Linked DNA regions of Mus musculus: region 1 is linked to region 2. Evidence: chromatin loops called from intact Hi-C (ENCODE). Cell type or tissue: left cerebral cortex. All regions are shown on one strand. Each heading gives the region's core, and the rest is flanking DNA. Links, peaks and the distances in the headings are about the cores only. Region 1 holds the start of Eif2b5 (eukaryotic translation initiation factor 2B, subunit 5 epsilon). Region 2 holds the start of Abcf3 (ATP-binding cassette, sub-family F (GCN20), member 3).

Region 1 (8,325 bases), core at 49-8,048, 50 kb before region 2:
TGGCATCTTCCCTTGTAAGTTTTTTTTTTTTTTTTGGTTTTTCGAGGCAGGGTTTCTCTTTGTAGCCCTGACTGGCCTTGAACTCAGAAATCCACCTGCCTCTGTCTCCCAAGTGCTGGGATTAAAGGGCGCCACCACTGCCCAGCCCCTTGTATTGTTTCTTAGCTTTGTGTTCCTGACTTGAGTATGGTGTGTTGTGTCCTCTGGTTGGGGTTCTGTAGCAGAATTTTCCCCCAATTAATTTAAATATTAATAAAACAAGAAGCCTATGATTGGACAGGGGAAAAGGAGGCGGAGCTAAGAGTTAAGAGGATGAGGAGGAGAAGGGAAGGAGATGGAGGAAGAGAAGGACGATCCATATTCTGTGTGGCTTTAAATAGCCACAGGTAGCTATGAATATCTCACAAGGGATGGATAATTACAGGACAATTTGTCCCATCTAGGTGGGCAGTTTATATCAATATCAATTGGCTCATAGTTCATTGTGTGGGCACTTTGTGGGGTGAGAATTTACTGATATAAATCTGATGTATAAATTACAAGCCTCTAGAGTTTTGATTTTACTGAGTTACTGGGATTTGGGACCGCTGACCACAGGGGGTGGATGGCTGGGAATGTGAGCGGAATCTGCATCAAGAGAACCTCAAGATGGGCGGTCTCTGCTTGGTGCTAGTCATGGAGGCAACAGGTCACGGAGCAGTTCCACAACAGGGTTCTAATGTTTCTTGTGTTTGAATGCCTAGATATTTCTCTACACTTTTCTGCTACAGTTTCATGGAATAGGTTTTCTACACAATGGTGGTTACCTCAGTTCCTTTCTCTAACCTACATAACTCTGACTGGCCTGGAACTCACTATATAAACCAAGATGGCCTCATGGCCATGTTTTCATGATTCACCTATGTTTGTTTTTGAACCCTGGGGCAAGGGCCTGAGGTGCATATTTTACATATCATGCAGACCTGGCCTCTAGGTCCTCCCAGCATCCCTCAGTCCCCTCCTGGCCTGCCCTGCCCCCAACCCTGAACTTTCCAGCCCCGGCTCTGGACTGCCCTTCCCCCAGAAACTTTTTCCTATATAATTCAGACGTTTAGTCTCCTGCTCTCTCTTCTTTTCTTTTTCTTCGAGTAAACCCTTTCTATCTTCTCCCCCCCCCCGCCCCCCCCCACCCATGGCAATTCCCCAGGCCTCAATCCTAGGGGCCAGTGAACTCACCCAAGAGCAGCTTCCCAATAAACCTGCCTTTAATATAATCTAATCTGGCTTGAATTGGCTCATTTCACTGGCAGAGAAATAACCTATCAACCGTCCCATGGTATCTTCTCTCTCCACCTTCCTCTGCTTCTCCCTCATGGTCCTGCTTCAGACTCCAAGCCCTGCACCAAAACTCTTGTCTACCCCTCTTTTGCCCAGCTGTAGGCATCATTAGTCAGTTCTCTCCTTCCTCCATCTTGGTCCAGGGACTAATTTCAGGTCATTAGGTCTTGTTGGCACTTTTACCAGCAAGAATGGACTCAAACAGAAGCTCAAGGACAATTTAATTAGAGTTTAAAAGAAAAACCCCAGGGCAGGCAGGCTGTAAACCCATTAGCTGCTTGCTGGTGGGAGGTGGGGGTGAGGAGAAAAAACATTAGAGCCTGCATGCAAGTCAGAGCCATGGTGAACAGACAGCCAAATGGGTGGGTGTGAGGGAGGCAGAAACAGCAGCAGCCCAGAGTACCAAAGAAAGTATCCTTAGTTGTTTTTGACCAGTATCTGAAAAAGAAAGTAAAAAGGACCTTCCTGAGTCCTAACTCAGACCCAATGAACTTCATGGCTGTTTACTTGTATGGACTGAACTGGAGCTAAGAATCGGGGGAAGAAGCTGAGCGTGGTGGCGCACGCCTTTAATCCCAGCACTCGGGAGGCAGAGGCAGGCGGATTTCTGAGTTTGAGGCCACCCTCCCTGGTCTACAGAGTGAGTTCCAAGACAGCCAGGGCTACACAGAGAAACCCTGTCTTGAAAAACCAAAAAAAAAAAAAAAAAAAAAAAAAAAAAAAAAAAAGAATCAGAGGAAGAAAAAACACAGCATCTCATCAAGGGGAAATTATTTTACTCTTTAGTGCGGCTTAAAGAGAGCCCAGACTTCCTAGGGGTGGTTCCTTGCCAAGTTCCTGACCTGGAATGTGAGGCCTCCATCCAGGATAGAGATTCTGTCCTCTTGACCTAAAGAACCTTTTACTTCTCAGATCTGTGTTGTTAGTGTAGCCTCATTGTTACCTGCTGGCTTCCACGGTGGCTTTACTTAGGACAATCTCTGGCTATATTAAGGGTTTTTTTTTTTTTTCTGTCACCAACATTTCCCAGTAAGCATCACTGTGTTGCTTTCCTGTGACCTACATATTGTGCAGGCATTGGGAAGGGCTGGTCATTTCTACTAATTATGTGTGTAGGAAGGAGTTCCCAGACCAAATTACTGATGCCTAGTGGCCACCTATATGGAGACCAAAACACTTCAGTGTACCAAGGACTCAGGATTTCCTCAGTCCAGGACTCAGGATGTTCAAAGATAAAACTGGGACAGTACTGAACAAGCAAGGGCAGTCTACATCCTTTCCTTTCCTTCGAAGAACACACCTTCCTTGGGGCAGTTGGGTAATCAGCTAGCCAGGAACAACTTCACACTATACCAGTAACTTCTGACCGCTGTGGGCTGGAGACCTTGGGCTGGCTCACAGGATCATCATTTCTTTCTCTGGGCAATGCTGTCTCAGAAACCTTGTGTTCTAATCTCTTCAAGAAACTCAACTTGTCTTTGAGTCTGAATCTCAGAATAGGAAAAAAGACTCCTTTACTACAGGGCCTCTGACCTCCATATACATTACAGATGTTTCCTACCCCACAGTCCAGAAAACCTCCACGTAAAAAAATGACTTCATAGGCTGGGCATGATGATCCACGTCTTTAGTCCCAGCACTCGAGAGGCAGAGTCGGGTGGGTCTCTACAAGTTGGAGGCCAGCCTGGTATATACAGTGAGCAGTACCAGGGCAGGCAGGGACATGTAGTGAGACCTTATGGCAAAAAGAAAAGAAGACTTCATTTGTCATAAAGTCTATGACATAGACTCTGGGAATTGGTGAAGGCTCACTACATCACACTGATCTGTAGAGGGCAGTGTTACCCAATTTCTCAAGCCACTGAACTCCACATTCAGCATTTCCGGGATCCCGTGTTTGAGCAAGAGTCTGTGTGCATGAGAAGTTCCCACAAGTGCACATTTTTCTTCTTCATGTAGATCTGTAGCGCAAACAGTCCCCCAGAAGGTATATTTATACTTAATTTTATTTTGGTCGTGTTTGCCTACTTGTTTGATCAGTTGTCACGAGGCATTGCTACAGCTCTCACTTGAGATTCCCCCTGTCTCAATCGGTTTTGGAAGCATACGCTCTTAGGTGACCTGTCCGACTTCGATTTAATTGAAATTTTTTACTAAGCTTTTCCCTCTCTGTACTAACGTTTTCAGAAGCAAACGTTGTCCTCATAGCACCCTCATTAACTGGGCGAAGGAAGAAATGACAGGTTTCTGGGTTCCACAAGGAAGCTAACGAGTAGCGATACACTAGAAACATAGGCTCACCACTCCACCGGAGAACATCTGCGGGGAGGTGGGTGGAAGCAACAGAGGGAGTTGCCGAAACTTGCGGGCTGTGGGATTAGCAGAGGTTCTGTTGCTGATTGGGCAGATTACTTACTGGAATTTTTGGCTTGACAGAATTACGCCCAGCCTGCGTGCCATTGCTTCCTCCGCCTTAAGCTTGATTTATAAACTGCGGCCACGGCTTCTTTTACCAAAACCTGCTGCTCCACTTCAGTCTAGCCTGAAAAGCTTGCTACTACGCCCCAGTCCTACCCAGTTTACTCCTGCTCTTAGATCCAGCCTCATCTGGGATAACGCTTGTGGAACTGAAAGACCCACAACGTGAGGACTCCCCCACGTTCTGACTCAGGAGAGGCGACACCCCAAAATCACCAACGAGAAACGGTCTTGCTGCAAATTGCAAGAGGATTTTTATTCAAGAGCGCTCTCGGGCCCACGGTCATACACCACGCAGGGGTAGAGGACTGTGGCGCCCCGAGTAGCTGGATAAGGGGGTATTTAAAGGAAGGAACCACAACTCAAGGAGGTGGGAAGGGCGTTGTTGGAAAATACCAAAAATACCAGTTAAGAGTCACAAGGAAGTACAGAGTCACAGGTGTCACAAGGAATACCTGGTAATTGTTAACTCTCAAGACAGTTTCTAAGAGCCCCTAACGATAGCACATTTGCATTGCAGGTTCCAGCAATGGTCAGAGTGGGTCAGGGTGACTTTCTTTGAATTAACACTCTTTGAACCCAGGAAGCCGGTGGGTGGAGGAATGTCGCTATCTGTTTTATGATTAGCATACCTTGGAGCACTGAGTTTACTACTCTTTCAGAACCATGGGAGTCAGATGAGCTCCAGCAGCAGTTTTTCCACTCACTAGTTGGGCGTGCTCCCTTGGTTCCGATTTGAGGGTTTAAGAAATGCCTGTCGCTCTAGGTCGTATTTCTGGCAAGGGGGGAGGGAGCACCCATAATAGGTGTGTGTTCAGTAAAAATCTACAGCCTGCCTCCATGTCCAGTATTTGTGCAGATCGTGGTTTCCCTCCCAAAGATGCCAGATCCCCTTAGATTACTAGACTGCAAGTGGGGAGCTTCATTTTATATTTAGATTTATGTGGATGAGTGTTTTCCACAGGCATCCAGTGCCCGGTCGAAAGTGTGTCGGACACCCTGGAATTGCAATTGTGAATAGTTGCTTGCTACCACGTGAGCGCCAGGCGCAGAACGTGGATCCTCTGCAAGAGCAGTAAGTGCTCTTAACTGTTGAGTGATCTCTCCAATCCCTGAGAACTACAAATTTTATCCTACTCTGGGCAGAGGAGCTGTAGGCTCCTGCCCAGCGATCACAAGCCTATCCAGCTCGCTGCCTTCTTAGCTTGTCCAATCCAACAGCACTCACTGACTAAGTAGACAACGGTGGGATCTCACCCCTCTGGGGTGCATACACCTCCCAGTAGCACCTACTGCGGTCAGCCACGCCCTGGTCTTGCACGGGGTGGGTGGGGTCTGCTGGTACACACATGCGCATTCCTTCCTCTTTCTCTCCCTGCAACTACACCTTCGCGTTTTGACTGTGAGTCCTTTTTGTCCCCTACTGCGTGCCGTGTGACTTCCCGGCGGACGTGCTGGCTGCGAAGCAAGATGGCAGCCACTGCGGCGGTGCCTGGCGCTGCGGCCGGCCGAGCGAGCAAACGCGGCGGCGGCGGCTCGGGCGGCGGGGGAACCCAAGGTGCGGAGGAGGAGCCGCCGCCGCCCCTCCAGGCAGTTCTAGTGGCCGATAGCTTCAACCGCCGCTTCTTCCCCATCTCCAAGGACCAGCCTCGGGTGAGCACCCGGCTCGCGAGCAGTCTGCCGGCCTCGAGGGTAGCGGGGCCGCAGGTTGCCACTGCAGCTGGTTAGTGAAGCGTGCTCTGGAAGTTACCCTCAAGTTGAGCTTATCTGGTTAGGAAAAGGTGGAGAGACCGACTGAAACCTCGGAGGCTGTCCGATCAGATGAGTAACTAGCACACATGGATTCTCGCAGGGCTATACACCCAGCCTTGGGAAGGATGGAGAGGGCTGTGTGTAGAATCAATGCTTGAAAGAAGGCTTCCCCGGGGGATTTAGTAGCACAAGAGGGGCCTCCACTGTCTTTAACCTTGCAGGACATGGGCAATTTAAAGAAATTGCTTTAGATAAAGGCAATGGTAATATATTCCTAAAGGAAAAAAGGCTAGCTCTCAGCAGGCTGTTTTCCTCCCATCTGCTGAAAGGGGACCCCAGTGGGTTGCCATCAGTCTAGGAATTACCTAGACATAGGAAATAGGCATTGCGCTTGCAGACTACTGGGTCGCTCAGCAATCCATAGTTCATTCAAATAGGGATTTGCCTTTGACTTAAGAATTCCTAATAGCCGGGCGTGGTGGCGCACGCCTTTAATCCCAGCACTCGGGAGGCAGAGGCAGGCGGATTTCTGAGTTCGAGGCCAGCCTGGTCTACAAAGTGAGGTCCAGGACAGCCAGGACTATACAGAGAAACCCTGTCTCAAAAAACCACAAAAAAAAAAAAAAAAAAAAAAGAATTCCTAAGGCTAACGACTGTTCATTTTTGACAAGTGTTTGAATGATTTCTGTGACTCTTAGTGGCAATAGAACAATAGAAGGAAATTCTATGAAGAAGACCTTAGTGCTTAGAGTTCTAGAGCTATGACTTAGGGCCAACATTTGTCCTTAATGCCAGCACTGGGCTCCTAGAACATGTTTGTGTCTGATACCATGCCTACTAGGCTCAAATTCCAGAGCCTTAGACTGACCCTTAGAGCCTGTTTGCTTTAGAATAAAAGGATAAAGTCGATTATAGTGTCTGCAAACCAAAGTATACCAAAGTATAATCCTGACTTGAAGATCTCAGACTTTTTCTTTCCTGCCCTATAGGTCCTCTTGCCCCTGGCCAACGTTGCGCTAATTGACTATACTCTGGAGTTCCTGACTGCCACGGGTGTACAGGAAACATTTGTCTTTTGCTGCTGGAAAGCTGCTCAGATCAAAGAACACTTACAGTAAGGCTTCATAATTTTTCCTTTCCAGGATTCTCCGTCTTTTTTCAGTTCTTCCAGGATAGAGTTGATGTGAGGAGGAGAACACTGAATCTGTTCTGAGCTCCTGTGAGGTTTAGTGTTCTCGTCACGTGTCCCGAGGTAAACTGCTGCAGCTTCCTTTGCCTTGAGGTCCCAGGGACCAAAATTAAAGGCTTGCCTGTGATTTTGAGTCTTTCTTTCTTTTTTTAATATATATTTTTTATTACGTATTTTCCTCAATTACATTTCCAATGCTATCCCAAAAGTCCTCCATACCCTGCCCCCCACTTCCCTACCCACCCACTCCCACTTTTTGGCCCTGGCGTTCCCCTGTACTGGGGCATATAAAGTTTGCAAGTCCAATGGGCCTCTCTTTCCAGTGATAGCCAACTAGGCCATCTTTTGATAATTTCTGAGTCTTTCAAAGTTTGTTCCTGTGAGTTTTGCTTTTTGTTTGATGGCTCCAGAGTGTATGTTATTGGAAGGGCATCTTTATTTTTCCACCAAATTTCCAAATACTGTCTGTATTTGGAACAAGCTCCTCCCCTCTGTGTCCTCCGCCCACCTTAGTTTCAAGCCCACAGTAAGTTCTTAAGAGATGCTTGTTAAAATTTGGAAGAGTTAGTCTGGGAATTTATGAGTTTGGGAAATAAAGACTAATATATACCCAACATGTTTTCCATGTTACGGTGTTTAAAGTTGATAGAGACTCAGAACAAGAAAGATGACATGAAAAAAAAAATATATGTTCCCAGAATACTTTTATACCCTAGATCTCATAAGCTCTTGAATTCAAACTCATATTTGAAGACAGGAGTCAAGTTATAGAAAGGAAATGGCCATATTTCTCAAACACATAAAACTAATGACACTAGACGCTGAAACCATTCATTATGGTTCATAGGACTCTTTGAAACCAGGGACGCTGGCAGGAGCCCAGGAAAGCCACAGAGGAGTATAAACGCTGGATGGAGGTTGAAGGCCAGGTCTGTGACCATCTGTTTAATTTACTGTTCCTCTCATCACTTTCCTACAGGAAATCCAAGTGGTGCCATCCTACGTCCCCCAACGTTGTTCGGATAATCACATCAGAGCTATACCGATCACTAGGAGACGTCCTCCGTGACGTCGATGCCAAGGCCTTGGTGCGCTCTGACTTTCTCTTGATATATGGAGATGTCATCTCAAATATCAATATCTGCAGAGCCCTGGAGGAACACAGGTCAGGCTGGGGAAGACTGCAGGACAAGACTTAGGGACCAGCAGAGTCCTAAGACTAACTGTGCCTCTGGTTCTTAATAGGTTAAGAAGGAAGCTAGAAAAAAATGTCTCTGTGATGACAATGGTCTTCAAAGAGTCGTCACCCAGCCACCCTACACGCTGCCATGAGGACAACGTGGTGATGGCTGTGGACAGCGCCACCAACAGGGTTCTTCACTTCCAGAAGACCCAAGGCCTCCGGCGCTTTTCCTTTCCATTGGTAACTGGGTGTCTGGGGAAGGAACTCGGGTAGGAGAAGGCGGAGCTGCGAGGAGAGAGGTGAGCTCAAGCCTCTGCCTGCCACTTCTCCCTTCAGAGCCTGTTCCAGGGCAGTGGAGACGGAGTGGAGATTCGATATGATTTGTTGGACTGTCACATCAGCATCT
Region 2 (8,325 bases), core at 93-8,092:
AGTGGGAAGGTTGACTACCCCTCACCTCAGAGCTTCCCCAAAGGCCAGTAACAGATCCCCAGTCTTTAGTCCCCACTCTGCTTTGGGATAGTATGAGCTTCGTTTTGTACACGTGTGACTTTGTCCAGTTACAAACCCAATAAACAATAGAGTGGAGTTGCTGGCTAAATGTTAATGGGGCCCGCAGAGGGTCTGACGGGACTATTATTACTCCATGCAGTTCTGGCTGTCCTGGAACCTGTGTGTAGGCTCAGGAGATCTACTTCCTGAGTGCTGAGATTAAAGTGTACACCACCATGCCAGACTTTGTTTTGTTTGGGTCTTGCTGCTTGTAGCTCTGGCTGACCTAGAAATCACTATGTAGACCAGACTGCCCGTAAATTTTAGGTGATCCCTGTGCCTCTGCTTCTCAAGTGCTGATACTGCAGATATGTGCTTTGAGATGGGTTTCATTGTGTGAGCTGAGGTGGCTGGACTCAGGGTCCTCCCGCCTCCATCTCTCAAGTGCAGTGTTGTAAGTGTGCAGGTTTCCCAGTTAGTACAAAGAGGCAAGATTTGTATTAGTTTTGTTTTGTTTTGTTTTTTTAAGGATTTATATCAGTACACTGTAGCTGTTTTCAGACACACCAAAAGAGGGCATCAGATCCCTTTAGAGGTGGTTGTGAGCCACTATGTGGCTGCTGGAAAATGAACTCAGGACCTCTGGAAGAACAGTCAGTGCTCTTTAACTGCTGAGCCATCTCTCCAAGATCTTGTATTAGTTCTTGCAGGAAAGATATTTTCCCCATGCATCTTATCAAACCCTGGCAAAAACCTCCATTCTTCCAGAGTTCCTAAGGGGATTGATTGTCCCAAAGATCTTGTATGTTAGAATAAATAAAGAATAGGGTTGCCCTCACCAGTTGGACCTTATGAGGTTTCAGCTTTTTTAAACAAACAAACAAAAACTAGAGTAAATTTAAAGCATAAGAATATAGCTAATCGAGGCTGGAGAGATGGCTCAGTGGTTAAGAGCACTGACTGCTCTTCCAGAGGTCCTGAGTTCAATTCCCAGCACCCACATGGTGGCTCACAACCATCTGCAATGTGATCTGACGCCCTCTTCTGGAGTGTCTGAAGACAGCTATGGTGTACTCATATACATAAAACAAATAAATCTTAAAAAAAAAAAAAAAGAATATAGCTAATCCCCATGTCCTGTCACCAGCTTCAACATCAGTCAATTCATGGCCAACGCTAGTATGTGTTAACGCAAAGGACTCAATGTGATTGCATCGGGATCCAGCCATGATGTCAGATCCCCTGCATCTGGGATTATAGGCAACTCATAGTTACCTGATGTAGGTGCTAAGAACTAGACTTGGTTCTCTGTAAGAAAAGTGCATGCTCGTAACCACTGAGCTATTTCTCCAGCCCCTAATTGTGCTTTTTTTTGGGGGGTGGTGAGGGGGGACTGGCTTGGTTTGGTGTTTTATTTTCCTTTTGAGGAGGCACAGCGTTATTGTATAAAAGCTGAGCCAGAGAGTTTAAAATAGGGATACACGATCTAGCACACACACAAGAGTCTCCAGTTCATATGTAAGCCCTCTCCAAAGTTACCCATATACATCTAGTCCCTCTTCAACTTCAAATGTGCTTGGCCTCTTCATACCAGTCAATTCCCTTTAGGGTCTGCCACTGTCACAAAACAACCCTTTGCAGAACACATGACACCACATAGCCCTAGACTGCACTCCCTTAGTCTGACTTCCCAGGTCGGTCTCCTCGGTGGAGGCTTCTGCTGGTGGTGTCTTGAGCATCTCAGGCATTGACTCAGGTGGGGGGGGGGGCACTTTCTTCTAGGAGATTTCCTTGATAGAGTCAGTTCTCTCTCCGTGGCTGTTGCCAGCTGTACCACGGGTACCAAGGTTCACCTGACAGCAGTGTGGGGGTGGGGTGGGGTGGTGGCTGATGGAGTCACACTGACAGTTCGATGTATAGTAGGAAAGTCAGCATCTCGGGTCTCAACCTGGAGAAGGTAGCAACTGAGAAGACCACACTCCCTGGCTTTCTGGATGGCCTGGGTCAGCGTCTTGTGCCGCTTCATACAGACCCCCTGTGTATGAGGCATGGAAGATGATACCAGTGTGGGCACAAACTCTTCAAGAGCTTCACATCCTAAAGTCAACGTGAAACTTGTGATGCCGGCAGATGGGGCAAGGATTCCCAGCAGCACTGGCGGCAAGCGTTTGTGGTTGCAGCAGTAGTCAGCCCAAGCAGGGCGAGAGCCATAGCTGTTCTGGTATTGTGAATCCAGGTATTTCCAAGGTTCATTTTCATAAGGGGAACCGGAAAGTGAGGACAGAGCATCTTCTTCAGGATGGCCTCAGAGCAAGAGTCTGGAGGGGAACCTGAACTACAAAAGAACTTTGTAAAAGTGTAGGAAACAGCCTTAGCAGCGTGTGCCATCTTGATGCCTGCCGTATGGCCTGCCAGAAGAACCGTGTTTGGTTAATTTTATCTTCATTTAATGCCTGAGGGATTTACCTGCATCACATGTATGCAGAGAACTCCCCAATGCCACAGGGGCATCGGGTTCCCCTGGAAGTGGAGTTGCAGAGAGTTGTGAGCAGTCATTTGAATGCTGAGAACCACACACCAATCCCTTGAAAGAGCAGCAAGTGTTCTTAACTGCTGAACCATCTGTCTCCAGCCTCTAGGTTTCAATGGTGTGTGTGTGTGTGTGTGTGTGTGTGTGTGTGTGTACAGATAGAGGTCAGATGTTCGTGTTGAGTGTATTCTTCAACTGCCTCTAGTTTCAAGACAGTATCTCACTGGCCCTGGAAAAATGATTTTGCTCAGCGGACCAGCTCCTAAGTCCTGGTGATCTTACCTTGCCTACCAGCACTGGGGTTTAGGGTGTGGGAGTAAAGATGTGCCTCACGTCTCAGGACTGGAGACAGAATAACTAACATAAAGCAGCCTGGGAAACAGGCAGAAAGGCCTGGCTGGCCCTATGATTTGGCACAACCAATGTTTTTAGAGTCTCTGATCTATATTTAAAAAAAAAAAAAATCCTGCCCTTTTTTCCCCTGATATTCCAGAGAGTTTCAGTCTTTCCCGTTGTTTTTCTACCATTGTCTCCACCCCAAACCCTGTATCCTCCTGGGGCTGGAGAACCCTCTCTGATTTCCTGATACATTGGCTCAGTTGCATAGCTACTAATGTCTCAACTCTAAAGTAAACTGGAAGCGCCTAAGTACATTTTATACAGAAAATAGACCACAGTGACTTACAGATACATCTGACTTTACTTGGGTACAAGGGATCAAACTCAGGTCTTAATGCTGAGAACAGAACAAGCACTTCTCAGAGTCCTTTCTCCAGCCCCTGGCCTGAATTTACTGTAAACTGGTTATTAGATCTAGAGGTTCAATTGCTGTTTTGTTTATGCGGAAGTTAGTACAGTCCAGAATGGCCTCGAACTCCCAAATTGCCTGCCCTAGTCTCCTAAATGTATTATACACATATGGGTGTACTCAGTAGCTTACTGAGACCAGAGAATTGAGTACTCAGTAGCTTACTGAGACCAGAGAATTGAAACAAGGTTTCAAATGGCCCCAGAATGGCCTGGAACTCATTTTGTAGCAGTGGGGTGACCTTGATTTTTTTTTTTTTTTCTCCTTAGGTTTTTCTCTTTAACCCTAGTTGTCCTGGAATTCTGTAGATCAGGGTGGCCTTGAACTCAGAGATCTGCCTTTTTCTGCCTCCTGAGTGCCGGGATTAAAGGCTGGTTCCATCTAAGTCCAGCAACCTTGAATTCTTGATCATTCTATCCCTGCCTCCTGAATGTTGGAGTTATTGGCATGCACCGCACCCAGTTTTATGAGGTACCGGGGATCAAACACAAAGCCTCAGGGTAGACAAGCATTTTACCAACTAATCTATAACCTCAGGCATGCTGATAGCTTTTTTAAACTTTAACACCAAGACTGGCAGCTCCCCATTGCAATAATGCTTAAGCTGGATGAATGGGCAGTCGAGTGTTGTCACATGCCTTTAATTCCAGCACTTTGGCGACAGGCAGGAGGTTCAGTTCTTAAGTTAGCTTAGGCTCTCTAGAGAGATTGTCTCGGAAATATAAACGGGTGTAATTTGAGCGCATTGGAATAAAGTTGTCTAATTTTGCAAATTGAGTGTGTGTGTGAGGTGTATCTTTTACAGACACTTGAGATCTGCTTTGTCTGTAGACCCAGGATAAACAATGAACTTATAAAAGGGCTTGTTCAGGTTTTCTGGCAGTGGGTGATGTGCCTTGGGGTGGCAGAACTTCATTCTCAATGACCCAGTTGAACACCTATGAAGTGTGAAGGAACTGAGGACAGAGCAAAGAGGCAAGCAGAAGTGTGCTCCTCACCCAGCTGATTCAACTAGCAGGACTAATTGAAACTGATCCACTCTGGACCGAGAGTTGGCGTGAGTCAGCAAAACGCCAAAGGTGGGCGAGCAGCAGCATGCGCCTGCGGGGAAGGTATCCAAGCTGTAAAGCGACCCCCTCCCACGTTAGCCCGTGTCTAGGCATTTCTCCCCTCGCAACACCTCCCGTGCTCCCCACTACGATAAGCCTCGGGCGATCCTGCCACGCCCCTCGATACAACCTCCACTTTCCAGAAGGCAGCGAAAACCCGCACAGGTGGTAGACGTAGACGGGAAACTGGAACCGCGCAGGCGCGGAAGCTGCCACGCCTGCTGGACTCCGCGGCGCTTGCGTCCCGTTCTACTAGACCCGCCCCCTGGACTCACGCAGACTCTGCTTTCTTACGTCAACCCTGCGCATGCTCCTTGGGATGAGGGGTGCGATTTCGGGGTGGGGAGGAAGGGCAGGGAGGCGGTCCTAGGCCCAAGTCTCACCACGACTGCGCAGATTGGATCCCGAGTGAACATGGCGACTTGCGCTGATATCCTGCGAAGCGAGTTCCCTGAAATTGACGGGCAGGTCTTCGACTACGTGACCGGTGAGCGAAACTGAATTAACTGCCTGGGGAGGCCGAAGTGGAGGTTGTGGGGAAAGACTGAGGGCGGACAGTGCAGCAGACCGCTATCTGGTCTCTCTGCGTGACCTCTTATCTTGAGGGCCAGTGGGGTCTGGTGCCCCGAGTGAGCTGTACAGACACTGAAACTGCTCCTATATCCGCCCTACCCGTTGTCTGTCTTGTTCTGCGGTACCCGGCTCAGGTGTCTTGCACAGTGGCAGCGCGGATTTCGAGTCTGTGGATGACCTGGTGGAAGCTGTCGGGGAACTATTGCAAGAAGTGTCCGGGGACAGCAAGGATGACGCTGGCATTAGGGCTGTCTGTCAGCGCATGTACAACACTCTACGCCTGTAGGTGCCAAGGGAATGAAGTTGATGGGCAAAGAGAGGAGAATGGAGAACAAACGAGGGGGAAGGTCTGAAGGCTGTAAATCTTTTCTCCCAAGTGAGTGCTTTCTCTCTACCTACATAGGGCTGAACCGCAGAACCAGGGAAACAGCCAGGTGCTACTGGACGCCCCCATCCAGTTGTCGAAGATAATGGAAAACTATGGTGAGAGTGAGGGGAGATTGAACTAGCTGCCTTCTGCCTCCACCCCCAGCCACCACCTCGCTGCAGCTCAGGTCTCTCCATCTCAACAACAAGGCTTGTAGGAGCTAGCGGTATTTTTGTGACCATAAAAGCTTGTGATGGAGAACGGGGCCTGGAGGGCTCTCCAAGCTATTGTCTGTAGTAGGAGGCATACAGACCTTGAAGCTGGTTTTGCCAGTTTCGTACCTTAACCAACAGCGTGGTCTTAAAAGAGTACATTGGGCTCTTCTTAAGTGTGAGATCGTTTTGCCCTTTACTTCAAGGCTAATAACTGTCCATTTCAGTGTTATAATGCTATCTTTAAAACTATCCTTGGTTCTTGTTAGTCATTCAAAGTCTTCATTTCCCTTCTCTCATGGAGAAGGTGACTGCTTTTCTTATCACTTACAGACTGTGACACCAAACTTCCAGGACTGCTAAAGAGGGAACAGTCCTCGGTGAGAAGTGGGAAGGGGCTGTGGTGGGTGTGAGAGTTGACCGTCTACTGAATAGTGGGTGTATCTTTGGGCGAGATTTCTGGTGTGTCTTTCCCTGCGTGTTTGCTTATGTAGCGTCATGGGTAAGTTTAAGGGTTTGTTTGCAGTAATCTCTGGAGTTCCTTTTTGAACCTGTACCCTAGTATGAACTGGTTGTGTTTGGAATTCACTCAGACAGTAAATGCGAAGAAACTAGAGAAGGCTGAAGCTCGACTGAAGGCAAAGCAGGAGAAGCGTTCAGAGAAGGAAACACTGAAGACCAGCAACCCTCTGTGAGTTTGGGAAGAAGGGCTCTAAGCAGGAAGCAGGGCAGATTCTGGTATTGAAGGACTTTCGGGAGCCCTAAAAGCTGTCTGTTTCTCTTTTAAAAAGAGTCTTGGAGGAGGCGTCAGCTAGCCAGGCAGGCAGCAGAAAAGAGAGTCGATTGGAATCATCTGGCAAGAACAAGTCCTATGATGTGCGAATTGAGAACTTTGATGTCTCTTTTGGTGACAGGTGAGGGAATGGCCAGTGGCAGGATCTTTCTAATTAAAGGAGAAGGAGCTGTGTTTCTAGATGATTCTTCATCTCTCTTTCTTACCACCCCTTCAGGGTACTGCTGGCTGGAGCAGATGTAAACTTGGCATGGGGCCGACGCTACGGCCTGGTGGGACGCAATGGTCTGGGGAAGACGACATTGCTAAAGATGCTGGCTACCCGGAGCTTGCGTGTCCCAGCCCATATTTCCCTACTGCATGTAGAGCAGGAAGTTGCTGGAGATGACACTCCTGCCTTGCAGAGTGTGCTGGAAAGTGACACCGTACGAGAGGACCTGCTACGGCAGGAACGGGAGCTCAGCCTCAGGATTGCCGCTGGCAGGTGAAGGCTTTAGGCTTGAGGGTATAAGCAGCAGCTCTCTGTCCTGGCTGGCTTGTGTGAACTTGACACAAGCTAGAGTTATTTGAGAAGAGAAACTTTAATTGAGACAGTGCCTCCATAGATTGGTCTGTGGCAAGCCTGTATTGCATTTTCTTTTTTTTTTTTTTTTTTTTTTTTTTTTTTTTTTTTTTTTGGTTTTTTTGAGACAGGGTTTCTCTGTATAGCCCTGGCTGTCCTGGAACTCACTCTGTAGACCAGGCTGGCCTTGAACTCAGAAGTCCGCCTGCCTCTGCCTCCCGAGTGCTGGGGTTAAAGGCGTGCGCCATCACACCCGGCTTGTATTGCATTTTCTTATTTGGTGGTCGATGTAGGAGGACCCAGCTCATTGTGGGCATAGTGCCATCCAGGCTGCTGGTCCCGGGTTCAGTAAGCGAGCAGGCTGAGCGAGTCAGTAAGTGGTGTTCCTCTGTGGCTCTGCTTCAGCTCCTGCCTTGACTTTCCCCAGGGATGGAGTGTGACCTGAGAGTTATAGGATGCAACGAATCCTCTCCTGCCCAAGCTGCTTTTGGTCAGGGTGTCTCACCACCACAACAGAAACCCTGACTAAGACACTGTCCCTTAGATAGTGTCTCCGTAATTCACGTGGCCTCCCTCGTGAGCCGCAGAACTTGGAATTTGGCCTATAGAACTATAAAACTCTAACTGTCCCTGCTTTCCAACCTAGAGAATGCAGGACGCCCGCTTGCGCTGCCTTTACATAAGCTGGTTGGGTCTTTTCCTTCCCAGGGCAGAAGGTTCAGAAGCTGCACAGCTGGCAGAAATCTATGGGAAGCTGGAGGAGATTGAGGCAGATAAGGCACCTGCCAGGTAGGTAAAGCCCCACTTGGTCTCCTGCGTAGTTAGCTGCCCCCTCATTTGATCTGTTCCAACTGGATTCTTCCAATTCTCCTTCCCAGAGCATCAGTCATTCTTGCGGGCCTTGGTTTTACTCCTAAAATGCAGCAGCAGCCTACCAGGTGAGTGAACCCTGCTGTTCTTGCCTTTCCACACTGCTGGCGCTGCACCTGCCTGCTTGCCATGATGAACACAAAGCGCTAATGTGAGTCTGTTGTCATCAGGGAGTTCTCAGGTGGCTGGAGGATGAGATTGGCCTTAGCCCGAGCTCTCTTTGCCAGGTGAGTCCCCAAGCCTGAGCACCTGTAGCTAGAATGTGATGGGATGCCATAGTGAGTCTCTGGCCATAGAAGCTCACACCCTGTATTCTTTTTTCATAGGCCAGACCTTCTGCTGTTAGACGGTAAGTTTGAAGGAGCTACACTGACTTCAGAGCTAGACAGGGGTGATAATAATCCTTGTTCCTGGTTCTCCACCCTTTATCGCCACATATGT

What was found. Hi-C counts contacts between places; a loop is a spot of excess contacts. Peaks named below come from ENCODE experiments on the same cell type or tissue, not always from the same donor. Only the 100,000 strongest peaks of a DNase experiment are listed, where the experiment ranks them.
Region 1: a loop joins it to region 2, with 5 times the contacts of the local background. A loop is called at or near these places in 14 of 42 quality-filtered maps.

Annotation. Positions count from the first base shown.
Region 1 is chr16:20,493,649-20,501,973 of GRCm38, forward strand. It overlaps Eif2b5 (eukaryotic translation initiation factor 2B, subunit 5 epsilon), which reads left to right and starts at 5,169. Exons shown (of 16, transcript NM_172265.2): 1 at 5,169-5,448; 2 at 6,537-6,661; 3 at 7,716-7,901; 4 at 7,982-8,159; 5 at 8,256-8,325. The coding sequence starts at 5,266. In left cerebral cortex, for the core only: a CTCF peak has its summit at 3,146 (motif pointing right); DNase peaks (open chromatin) are centred at 3,178, 3,720, 4,472, 5,168 and 1 more place; H3K4me3 peaks cover 2,401 bases; H3K27ac peaks cover 1,569 bases.
Region 2 is chr16:20,543,752-20,552,076 of GRCm38, forward strand. Ap2m1 (adaptor-related protein complex 2, mu 1 subunit) reads left to right here. Exons shown (of 12, transcript NM_009679.3): 12 at 1-1,158. Abcf3 (ATP-binding cassette, sub-family F (GCN20), member 3) reads left to right here and starts at 4,852. Exons shown (of 21, transcript NM_013852.2): 1 at 4,852-4,994; 2 at 5,215-5,362; 3 at 5,484-5,563; 4 at 5,993-6,039; 5 at 6,253-6,350; 6 at 6,451-6,573; 7 at 6,670-6,936; 8 at 7,723-7,803; 9 at 7,893-7,952; 10 at 8,055-8,111; 11 at 8,211-8,233. The coding sequence starts at 4,922. It also overlaps the pseudogene Gm15760. In left cerebral cortex, for the core only: no CTCF peak of the experiment used is centred there; a DNase peak (open chromatin) is centred at 4,780; H3K4me3 peaks cover 1,988 bases; H3K27ac peaks cover 1,142 bases.